Linked DNA regions of Homo sapiens: region 2 is linked to region 1. The links are chromatin contacts, found by Hi-C or POLR2A ChIA-PET in ENCODE. All regions are on one chromosome and are shown on one strand. Each heading gives the region's core, a stretch centred on a gene start or an enhancer-like site at or near the end of the contact. The rest is flanking DNA. Distances are from core to core; before and after follow the strand shown. Region 1 has its middle 18 kb from the start of ZNF366. Region 2 overlaps TNPO1-DT (TNPO1 divergent transcript).

Region 1 (6,193 bases), core at 1,353-3,852:
GGCTATTGTAGCTTAACAAACAAATAACTTTATATAAATAGACAAATAAAGCAAATAAAATCCCATAGTTCCATGTGGCAGAATGGAAAGAACACTGTATCCAAATACCACAATCTAGAGAGTTGGCTTTACTAACACCTTGACTACTAATTTGTTGTGGCACCTGTAAAGCTCAGCTAACCTTTCTGTGCTTCTGCTGGTTAACCTTTAACATGAATGTCCAAAGATTATGAGTCCATATGGCAAAATAATCACATGAATTCTTCACTTATTCTCTAATACAAACATATAACGCATGGTGATAGAAATGGAATATAACATATTTTTAAAATACATGTCTTAGAGAAAAAGGGAACATCTCTTTTAAAAATAAAAAAATAGCAAGTGTTTGGAAAGTTGAAGTTATGGGGCTCATAGGGAGTAGGTGCTGTCAAAGTTCCTTTGGAAATGAGGGTCAAGAGAACTCTATTTATTATGAGAGACCAAGTTCCTTGAATTAAGCAGGGGGCTGGACAGCACCTCCATCCAGGGAACTGGGACTGAAATTTTTCTGCTTGACCACATAGCTATGGCTAGAAACATTCTACTTGTGTAGAGAGGAGCCCATGTAATAAAGAGAACCAGGCTAGCACAGGGCACAGGTGTAATGCATTACCTGCTTGAGCTGAATGATTGGAACTTTCATGTAAGACTATCCTGGAAGTGTGAGGTCTAGAAGGCCAGGCTAAGGCAACCATGGGAAGGAACAGGCATTCAGGAAAGTTTCATGCAAGATGAAATCTCAAATAAAATCTACAAAGCACACACAAAAAATTATTGCAACACGAATCCATTATGAGATTCGACGAGTGAGAATTCATACCCAAAGAAACTGGAATGACATATAAATTTCAAATAACTTTAAACTTAACATGCTTAGAATTCTTAAAGAGATTAAGGATGTATTAATAGCATTCTTTCGATATTAAATGGGAGGTTATATGGCAAGAACAAGAAGATATAAAATAAGCTTGTTGAAAATTAAATTTTATTCCCTGAATTAGGAAAAAACACACTCAAAAAGTAAACCTTAATACTTAGCATAAACAAGAGACTGGGCAGACTTGAAGGCAGAATAAAAGAATTGGAAGATTGCGCTGAGAGGGGTCATACAGAACTTAGCCTAGACCTAGCCTAGAAAGAGGAGATAGAATAAAAGAGTTCAGGTAAAAGAAAAATAGACAGAGAAACACAGACCACACATCCAATGGGAGTTCCAGAAGGAATGAATAATAAAAATTGGGCAGAAAAACTACCTAAAAATATAATAACAGAGAAAAAATTTAATTGAAAAAATATAAAAATCCTCAGACTGAAAAATCATCCTGAATGCTTAGGAGGACAAAAATAAATAAAAATAAAATTCACATTTAGATAGAGTGGTCTAAAATTAAAATGGATATTAAACAATTAAAAAGTTGTCTTGATTTTATGAAATTATTTTGAGGCTCAAATGAACAATGGGTGGGAAGGTGCCCTGTGGAGAAGAGCAGGTAATGCTACGATGTGCTGGGGTTAGAGTTGATAATCAGTCATATCTCCCCCCAACTCTGAGTTTGGAACCAGCTGAGAAATAGCCACAAAAGATAGAGAATGAAGATACAAATATCAGCTTTATTATGGATAAGTCTAGATTGGAGAACACTATCCACCTTCAAGCAAGATGATTCTGATACATAATAATACTTGGGGGCTGGCCGCAGCAGCTCACGCCTGCAATCTCAGCATTTTGGGAGGCCGAGGTGCGAGGATCACTTGAGGTTAGCAGTTTGAGAGCAGCCTGGCCAATATGGTGAAACCCTGTCTCTATTAAAAATACAAAAATTAGCCAGGCGTGGTGGTGGGCCCCCACTTGGGAGGCTGATGCAGGAGAATTGCTTGAACCTAGAAGGCAGAGGCTGCAGTGAGCCAAGATCGCACCACTGCACTCCAGCCTGAACAACAGCATGAGACCCTGTCTCAAAAAACAAAAAACAAACAAAAAACAAAAAAGACGAATCACTTGCTGCATTCCTTTTCTTTCTTTTTCTTTTTCGAGACAGGGCCTTGCTCTGTCACTCAGGCTGGAGTGCAGTGGTGTGATCTCGGCTCATTGCAACCTCTTCCTCCCAGGTTCGAACAATTCTCCTGCCTCAGCCTCCCCAGTAGCTGGGATTACACCTGCCACCACACCTGGCTAATTTTTAAATTTTTTTGTAGAGAAGGGGTCTCACTATGTTGCCCAGGCTGGTCTCAAACTCCTGGACTCAAGCAATCCTTCTGTGTTGGCTTCCCAAAGTGCTGGGATTACAAGTGTAAACCACCATGCATGTCCACTGTACTCATTTTCTACTGCTGTGTAATAAATATTTTAAATTTACCAGCTCAAAACAACACAGATTTATGATGTCACCATTCCTGCAAGTCAGGAATCTAGACATTGCTTAACTGGATCCTCTGCTTGGGGCCTCACAAGATTGTCTGCAAAGAATTGACCAGGTCTCCTTCCTTCCTGGAGCTCAGAGTCCTCTTCTAACCCTAGGGGGATGTTGAGCAAGAGTTAGTTCCTTGTGGTTACAGGACTGAGGCTGGAAGTTTCCTAGAGACTTCCCACAATTCCCTGCTTTGTGACTCTCAACATATGCAGTTGATGTGATGGCAACTTGCTTCTTCAAGGCCAGCAGGAAAGTCTTGCTTCTTCAGTCTGCTAAAACTTCTATCACAACATAATTATGGGGTGACAGCCCGACATCTTTGTTGTATAATCTAATCTAAGCAAGGGAGTGATCGCCTATCACTTTTGCCATATTCTGTTGAGTAGAAGCAAGTCACAGATTCATCCACACATACAGGGAGTGGATTACAAAGGGCTTGAACAGCAGACAGCAGGAATTACCGGCAGTCACCCTAAGGTCTGTCCACCACGCTCACTGTCCTAATCTATAAAATGGGAATATTTCACAAATGGGAATATTTGTTATGTGTATCAAACAAAATAATAATATGAGAAAGGGCTTGACACAAAGAAAATGCTCAGTAATGTGAAATACCCTTTTCTGGCCCAAGAAGAGGGTCAGTGACGATCAGACCACAGGGTAGTAATTTAAATTTTTAGTCAATGCCTCAGTGCTGATGCAGATTGTCTAAGGGCTGTATTTTTAAAAACACAGAGAGGATATGTCATCTGCCCAAGGTCCTATAATGATAGAGCACAGACAACCTGGAGTCTTTGTCTGACTTCACAGTCAGCACATCACAGTGCCCAGCCGCTCCTGTCCAATGACCTGAGGCCTCTCAGTTCCCCTGTAGCCCTACAATTCATGTCACTCTGAAGGTCCACCCAAGAGCTCTGCTTTTTAAACTAAGTCTGGAGTCTCCAGATTTCTTTATGTACCCCTTCCTCAAATTTGAGCATACATCCCCAAAATGTGTATCTGTGTTTGTTTATAAATTATACATATAAGCTATCATATTAGTTTATTATGAAACATACCCAAAAGAACTTTTCAAAAGATAGAAAACATGTAATAAACCATACGTTAAAGTTTTCTGCCAATTGCAATGGCTCTTCTTCATGAGCTGGTATTAGTTGGGGTTTCCATTAATTGATGGGTTAAATCTATACTTCAAATAAACTTCTTGGTGGAGTTCAATACACTTTGGCCTCTGTGTAGGCTTCTTTGTGGATCTGATTCAATTATCATTATTTTTACTTTGTAATATGATTGAAGGAGTAGGAAAAATGTCTGCTTTGCCATTTTCTTATTCTTTGCAGAATTATTAACTGCATTATTATTAATTGCACTATTATTTGATTTAACTTATTATTCTATTTAACTTGTAATTCTATTTAGTTTGTAATTTAGAGGGCAGGAGTCTTTTAAAAAATTGTTAGTTGACAACATACAAACTGTATTGTGTCACAATACACTAAACACCAGTGAAAGAACGGTAGTATAACAGTCAACCTCTTCACGGTGTGAATTCCCACTTTTCCTTCAGGATAACTCAAGTTCTGTTTGTGACCCATGACCAGCTTATATATGGACCAAGTGAGAGTACCAGTGCCATTATGTATACTAAATGTTGATCAATCTAGATTGCTTATGGGGGAGGATGAATATAAATAACTTTGGAAGTTCTGCAAACCTGTCTTTAGAGACCAGTGAATAAGATTTTTCAGTTGCGAATCCAAGTTAATCAATATTGGAGATTCTGGCATCAATATGAATAGTCATTTTAAAAAAGTATTTATCACACCTTTGCCACCTCTAATGTGTAACATTTCCATATGTCACTTAAGATATCTTGCCAAGTGAGATAAATGAAGCTTAAGAGAATTCAGTTTTATCTCAGCAGAGGGCGTCCCTTCCTTCAACAAGAGGCTGTCTTAAGACCTGGAACCTAAGCAAAGAGGTCATGAGAATAATCTCTAAGTCTAAAAGGACTAAATGAAGTTCATCCATTATCCAACCTAATGTCCTAATTTCCTGTGTGAGCTGAAGTCCAGAGAACTGCTCAGAATTCCATGGTTAGCTGATGACTAAAGAAGGACTAGAATTCAGGCCTCCTATCCTCAGCTCAGGGCATTCTCCAATATTCCCCACAGCCCTTTAATGCACATTTATTAGGAAATATTTATTAGGAATAGTAAGGCTAGCTCATTTACATTTAATGGAATCACTGATAAATTTGGGTTTTAATCTAGCATCTTATTTCATGATTGATATGTTCTACCTCTTCTATGATTCTTTTTCTCATCTCTTGACTTCTTTGGGATCAACTAAGATATTTTAATCATTAGTCTTCCCCTTTACTATTTTGGAAGATTTGCAATAACTATTCTTTTAGTGGCTGGCCTAAAAATTATTATTGTTTTCTATTTATTATTTTATTTTTAACCTTTCATTGCTAACTTATCCAAATATAATATAAATGTTAATCTCTATCATTGGCCTATACAATTCAGAAAGCTTAGAACACTTCAATCCCATCTATCTACATCCCAATTAATTGGCGCTTGTCACAATTTAAAATCCTATGTAATTTTAAAATTCTATAATATATTTTTATTGTTTTTTGGTCTTCACTTCCTGAATCTCAGATTTTCCATCTGGATCATTTTACTTATCCCTTAAATAATCCTTTAAAATTTTCCAAACTCTCAGTTTTTTAGAAAAAAGTATTTATCTTTACCATATATAATATAAATGGATATATAATATAACAATATATTAATAAATAGAATATCTCCTGGGAATAGAAATCTAAGTGAGCAATTATTTTCTGTGAACATGTTGACAATACTATTTTACTGTCTTCTGACTTCAATTATTAACTTTTAAAAGTCAGCTGTCGATTTAATTTTATTTCTTTAAAGATAATATGTCCTTTTCTTTATGGCTGCTTTTAGTATATGGTGGGCTTACAGTTCAGTTTCTTTGGTTTCCTATGGTTTCACTATAAAGTTTCTGGCAGTGCTGTTCTTTAAATTTATATTGTGTAAGCTCTATTAGGCTTCTTGAATCTATTGATTGATGTCTTCTATTAGTCCTTAATATTCTTGGCTATCATATCTTAAAACATTGCCTTTAGTTTATTCTGTCTGTTTTCTTCTTCAAACACAGCAGAGTTATTTTATAGTTTGTGACTAATAATTCCAACAGACATTATTTCCAGTCATTATGGGTCTATTTGTGTTGTCTGTTGTTTCTGCTGGTGTTGTTCAGTGAACTCTGTTTCCATGTATGACTGGTTGTTTTTGACAATGTGTTGGACATTGTGTTTTAAAGATTATTTGTACTAATTTTCACAATAATTTGAGGCCTAGCGTAACATCATCTTCTTCCAAAGAGGATTTTCCTCTGCCTCTGCCAGACACTTGAGGTGCTACCAGTCTGGGTCTATCTTAAACCAAGTTCAAGGCTTGCAGTTTCCTGGACCACCCGAATGACATAAAGCCAAATCAAAATTCTTTGCAGGGATTAGCTTACTCATGATTTACCTTACCTGGATCCTTTGGGATCCCAATTTAAAATGGTCATGATTTATTAAAATCCTGACTTCTGGTGGATTACAGGTCTTGCCTTTTGCCTCCTGGCCCCAGGAATTTACCAAAAATGAATTTCTTTAGGCTTAGCAAATGTTCTTAGAGCAAAATCAGATTCAGATGTTG
Region 2 (6,193 bases), core at 2,691-5,190, 85 kb before region 1:
TTTACCCCTAAGAAACTGCCATAGCTTTCTGTTTATCTATGAAAGGCTTGTCTTTAGGAATTCAGTTCATCAAGGCTTTCTTGCATCAACTGCTCTTCAATGATTTTTATATTAATTAGATTTTTCTTTTTACATGTATTTGTATTATCTCATGTAATCTTTGTGAAGCCCTCTGAGGTTTGTATCATTTCATATTCAATAGGCATGTGACTGAGATAAAGCACAATTAAGTCACTTTGTTAGGTTCACCCAACAAATAGTGGCATAGCTGAGATTTGAACCCTGCTAACTGACTCCAAGGCTTGTGCTCTGGGTCACTATGAGTTTTCTTTGTGTCTTGCTCACATATTCATCACCTAAAAACCATGTGTCACATTTAGCAGCTCTTCAAATATTATTTATACAATGAATGAGTAAGGGGAACCTGTTTTTGAAACTGTCAAACTACTTACTTGAAGAACACATGGGGAAAAGCTTCGTGATGTTGGTCTGGGCAAGGACTTTTTTGGATATGACCCTAAAAGCACAAGCAACAAAAGTGAAATTAGAAAGATGGGATTACATAAAAGTAAAAAGCTGGAATTACTCCTGTAATTCCAGTACTTCGGCAGGCTGAGGCGGGCGGATCATGGGATCAGGAGATCGAGACCATCCTGACTAACACGGTGAAACCCCATCTCTACTAAAAAGATACAAAAAATGAGCCAGGCATGGTGGCAGGCACCTGTAATCTCAGCTACTGGGGAGGCTGAGGCAGGAGAATCGCTTGAATGCGGGAGGCGGAAGTTGCAGTGAGCCGAGATCATGTCACTGCACTCCAGCCTGGGAGACAGAGCAAGACTGTTTCCAAAAAAAAGAAAGAAAAAGAAAAAAAGAAAAAACTAAAAGGCTTCTGTGCAGCAAACAGTCAGCAGAGTGAAGAGACAACCTACATAGTAGGAGAAAATATTTACAAATCATATATCTATCAGGAGTTAAAATCCAAAATACATAAGGAACTTGACTCAATAACAAGAAAACAAATAACCTGATTAAAAAGTGGGCAATAGATCTGAATAGATATTTCTCAAAAGAAGACATACAGTGGCTAACAGGTATACGAAAAAATGCTCAACATCACTAATCATCAAGGAAACACAAAATAAAACCACAAGGAGATATCACCTGGCACTTGTTAGAATGACTATTATCAAAAAGATGAAAGGTAAGTGTTGGCGAGGATGTGGAGAAAAGGGAACCCTTCTACATGGTTGGTAGGAATGTAAATTAGTACAACCATTATGTAAAACAGTGTGGAGGTTCCTCAAAGAATTAAAAATAGATCCACCATATGATCCAACAATCCCACTTCTGGGTATATAGCCAAGGGAATTGAAACCTGTATGTCAAAGAGATATCTGCACTCTCATGTTCACACAGTAGTATCACAGTAAGCAAGATATGGAATCAACCTAAGGTACATCAATAGTTGGATGGGTAAAGAAAATGTGGTATATATACACAGTGGAGTACTACTCCACCTTAAGTAAAGAAGGAAATCCTGTAATTTGCAACAACATAGATGAACCTGCAGGACGTTAGGTTAAGCGAGATCAGCCATGCCCAGAAAAACAAATACTGCAGGCTCTCACTTATATTTGGAATCTAAAGAAGTTGAATTCTGAGAAGCAGAGTAGAATGATAGTTACCAGGGCTGGAGTGGTGGAGGGGGAAGAGGGTTGAGGAGAAGTTGTTCCAAGGATACAAAATTTCAGTTTCAGATAGTAAGAATAAGTTCCAGAGATCTATTGTACAACATGGTGACTATGGTTAATAACAATGTATTATAGTCTTGAAAATTGCTAAGAGGGTAGGTATTAAGTGTTCTTACCCCCAAAAATGATAACTGTGTGAGGTACTGCATATGTTAATCAGCTCAATGTAGCCATTCCACAATATATATATATTTTAAAACATCATGTTGTACATGATAAATATGTACAACTTTTATTTTTCAATTAAAAAATGAATCAACTTTTAAAAGGCCTATTCTCTGGTGAGTAAGCACTTTCTGCTCTTAAAGTTCATACTAATAATCTGGCAGTTTTAAAAATGCATTATAAAATAAAGTATGAGATTCTATGCTGACATTTAAGAGAAAAATTTTGATAGAAGACAGTGTCAGCACATAATATGCACTCAGTAAATACTTACTGAATGAGTGATCACAAGACAGGCTAATGTTACAGTAAACCTCCCTGTAGATGATATTATATATTTGTGGCTTTTGGAGAAGTACACGATGCACATTTGTTTTCAACTCCTGCCTTATGTTCTGACTTCTTCCAGCCTTCATAGCATGCAACCTCCAACCCTGAGAAATGTTACAGGGTAGGAGGCTTGAATTGCACATTCTTTACCGGACCCCCACATTAACTGAGATATCTTGTCCTACTTCCATTTGGCTCACTCTTCAGAAAGACTCTTTGAAAACAATTCATTTCCTCAGCCGATCATAGCTCCACAAAGAAAGGTGTGAGCTGGTTACAGAGAGTAGAAAACCAGGGCCAAGGGGCTCTTCCCCCAGAATTTGAAGTGGTGATGCCCATCCTCAAATACAGTGTGGGGACACAGAAGCCACTGCAGGCCCAAGCTGTGGCAGCAAAGTGGTTTTCTTCCCCTGCCTTTTTCTATCTCCGTAGGATAATTCTTTTGTTTGGTTTGAAGGATGGTATTCTAAATGCTAAGTACTTTCTAAAGTTAAGGACCAAATGTCAGACATCAGCCACCTGGTTTATTTGCAATTTGGCGTTATCTGCACATCTGTGAATGGGTGTCTCTCAGTACATTCCTGCTAACCATCTCTAGTCACCTTTCTCAGATCTCCTTGTTGAAACCATCAATAAATATGTCCTTCAATGGCCTCAATAGTAATGTTAGACTCTTAAAGCAAAGGTAATTTTATTTTGTAGGAATGTGCAGAGAGGAACTGGAGGAAGGAATTATTGAGTCTCACTAACTTTCCAGTGGCTTTTGAGGCTGGACGTAGAAAAGGTGCTGGGTGTTCCCCATGACTCTTCAATGATTAGTGCTCACCATGCTGTCCATCAGCAGGGGCTGAGCTAAGAGACTTTGACTCTAACTGTCCTTAAATCCCCTGGAGGCAGGAATCATCTTGTTGACCTGGCACAGAATACGGGCTCAGTTGGTCTCTTGGGTGAATAGAAGAAGGAAAGATCATGTTGACATGATGAGACTTGACCCTGTCCACCCCTACGTGGACTCACTGCACCCCTTTCCTATGGGCCAGCCATTTTCCATTTGTGAGCAGCATTAGCTTGAACCACTTATTGGGGATTAATGATTCCTCTTACTTACGGGAACCTGAGCTAGAAAATATTTGGTTCTAATGGTGTTGGCAAAGATTCAATAGATTGTATTATGATATAGATTTTCCTGTGTTGTGTCTCTTTTTTTAAGTTACAAAAAAACTGTTTTAGGCTTAAATGTATTCACCAGCCATTTAGTACTCTTAGACACACTGCATATTTAATGTTCCACTTGACTGCCTACTGAAAGAAATAAATGCATAATAAAATGCTTTGGAAAATGCTTAATTTTTCAACTGTTGATTTAATGCATAACAGTTCAATAAGGTGGTGGATCGGCCTGGTCTACAACTATTGAAAAATAGAAAAATTACCCTCACTGGAATGTTGAATCTGTGAATATTAAGTCTGTCAATGTAATTTATGACTCTGCAGGTAATATACTGGTAATTTGCATACTAATTACTATGGTGGAAGCCAAACGACTTTCATTCACTAAATTATCCTGCCTAAGTGGAAGCCAGCAACTGCCTCTCTGCGCTGGGGAGAAGCTTGTTTAGGAGGGAGGAAATGGAGCTCTGGCCAGGAGGCCTCTCAGAGCTGAAGAGGCCCCCTGCTGGCAGGCTGCAAAGCCCACAGCTTTGCCCAGAGCCCAGTGTCGGCTTCTCAGATCCAAAGCCCAGTGGATTTTCCAAGTGATTCAAATTCAGAAAACAGAAGAGTGAGGTCAAAGGAGTTCGCTCTAGGCAAAAACAATACATGTTTGTGTGTCCAGTAACAGAAACGAATAGAAATTTGAAGGCAGAAAAATAATCCGTCCCAGCTTCCTAAAAGGAATCCTTTTAACGATAGGCATCTGTTCTTTAATTCTCTCAAAAAGAGGTTTGATTTTCTTTTTGTAAATAGGAGTGTGTTTGGAGGATTGTGGGAGAATCAAATGATGTTTTAAGTGTCCTGGGTGCAGTATGCATACGAAAAGATATTCAGCCTCCTCAATCATCAGGAAAGAAAGCAAAGCAAAACACGGAGGCATAATCTTCTAGCAAAAATTAAAAAGATTGAAAGCTTTTATTATTGTCAAGGGCATGGGGAATGAGCACAGTATAAATTGGCATATCTATGAGGTGGGTAGTGTAGTAGTAGTCATCAAAATAAAAATGCACATCTTCTTTGATGCACCAATCCCACTTCAAGAAGTGTATCCTATAGAAATACAAATGTATAGTATGACCCATTTGAAATTACTGCTATTCAACCATTTTTTGATATACACAAACAGCAATTTGAAATGATTCAACTTAACACAAGGGTGTTCATTGTAGGAATTTTGTAATGATGACAGTTTAGAAAAAGTCTAAGAGTTCAGCAGGAGGAGACTGATTAAATAAGTAGTGGTACCTACGAAGCTTTTCTTAGGTAGAGCTCACCTACACTGACATGGAAAGATGAGCATGGAAGATAAAATAAACAGACCGAGTTGTGTAACATTATACATAATCCTATTTTTGTTTTTTAAAAGTGTAGCATGTGTGTATATGTATTTTGATTTGTGTATAATATAAATGTAGAAAAAGATTGGACAGCTATATCCTAATGTTTAACCATTGCTCTTTTTTTTTAAGACAGAGTCTCGCTCTGTTGCCAGACTGGAGTGCAGTGGCACGATAGCAGCTCACTGCAACCTCCGCCTCCCGGGTTCAAGCGATTCTCCTGCCTCAGCCTCCCGAGTAGCTGGGATTATAGGGGCGTGCCACCACACCCAGGAATTTTTTTTGGTATTTTTAGTAGAGACGGGGTTTCACCCTGTTGGCCAGGATGGTCTTGATCTCTTGACCTCGTGATCCGCCCACCTCGGCTTCCCAAAGTGCTGGGATTACAGGTGTGAGCCACCGCGCCCAGCCAACCGTTGCTCTCTTTAAACAGTAGGACTTGGGATAGAGTCTAGGGAAAGACTTTTTAGCCTTTTGTGTTATTTGAATTCAACATAGCCATAGCTCTTTTTACAGGTATTAAAAAACCCATAAAACAAAAGATAATGAAAATAAAGCATAAAAGTGATAGGGATTTACTCAATTAAAAAGAATGGTGAACTAAGTTTATATGCAGTAATATAATATTTGCTGTGTTTGACATATAAAGACTTTAACATATGAAACTTTTTTAAAAAGAAGGATGGGCCTATACTTTACGTATGTAAGGATATTTTAAGAGAGGTGGTAAAAATTAGGACACAGATTATATTAAAATTCACTATACCTAATTCAAATGTAGCTCAGCGGCTCACAGAGTACGCAGTGTCAAGCCAGCTATTTACTACGATCGTGGTGAGCCTCAATTTTAGAAAATGGAACTCATGAAGGCTTGAAACGGCACATAAGGACATGAAAGTCACAAATGAACAACTAGACTGGTTCACTAACTGAAGACACTATTTTATCCTTTTTTTCTTCTTTGCTACCAGTGCCTTATTGAGGTAATTTTATACACATTAAAATTCATAAATCTTAAGTGTATACTTTGATGAAGCTGGACAAATGTATTCAAGGGTATGCTGGTAAAGTGGCCCTCTGCAGAAAGACCCAAACTTGATTTGTAGCATTTGTTGGTTTGCATGGTTTAAATACTCCCACCATAGCTGATTTTAAGCTAGCGATGGTTTAACAATCGGCTTACAAAAATTCTACCCTCAGGAGTGTAAGAGACAGACTCAGCATACTACTGATGGTGTTAAATCATGTAACTATATCCCAAATCAAGAAACAGAAGGTTTTCATCACTCCACAATATTCTGTCATGGTTTTTTCTGGTTAATTCACCCCTTATCCTGCCATAGACAAACACAATTCTGGCTTTTATCACTGTTAATTAGTTTTGAACTTCATATA

Evidence for each region. A loop is a pair of places that touch in the nucleus more often than their neighbours do. ChIA-PET counts read pairs that join two places held with the same protein, here RNA polymerase II (POLR2A). Pooled maps may share reads with other maps.
Region 2: a pooled map shows a loop between it and region 1 (3-fold over the local background). The contact joins two enhancer-like sites. A Hi-C loop is called at or near these places in 4 of 168 maps with a recorded cell type or tissue (PC-3, dorsolateral prefrontal cortex, endothelial cell of umbilical vein and 1 more) and 5 of 50 pooled maps. POLR2A ChIA-PET finds 5 or more read pairs at or near these places in 1 of 52 experiments (CD4-positive, alpha-beta T cell).

The regions. Positions count from the first base shown.
Region 1 is chr5:72,522,365-72,528,557 of GRCh38, reverse strand. No RefSeq gene overlaps it. Among named protein-coding and RNA genes, the nearest start is that of ZNF366, 18 kb to the right of the region's middle. RefSeq lists a silencer at 4,242-4,536. Within about 2 kb of position 2,602, at least 3 of the 41 ENCODE cell types and tissues checked have a DNase peak (open chromatin) inside an H3K27ac peak, as active enhancers do.
Region 2 is chr5:72,609,043-72,615,235 of GRCh38, reverse strand. The region is part of intron 7 of TNPO1-DT (TNPO1 divergent transcript); the gene reads left to right. Among named protein-coding and RNA genes, the nearest start is that of ZNF366, 100 kb to the right of the region's middle. Within about 2 kb of position 3,940, at least 2 of the 41 ENCODE cell types and tissues checked have a DNase peak (open chromatin) inside an H3K27ac peak, as active enhancers do.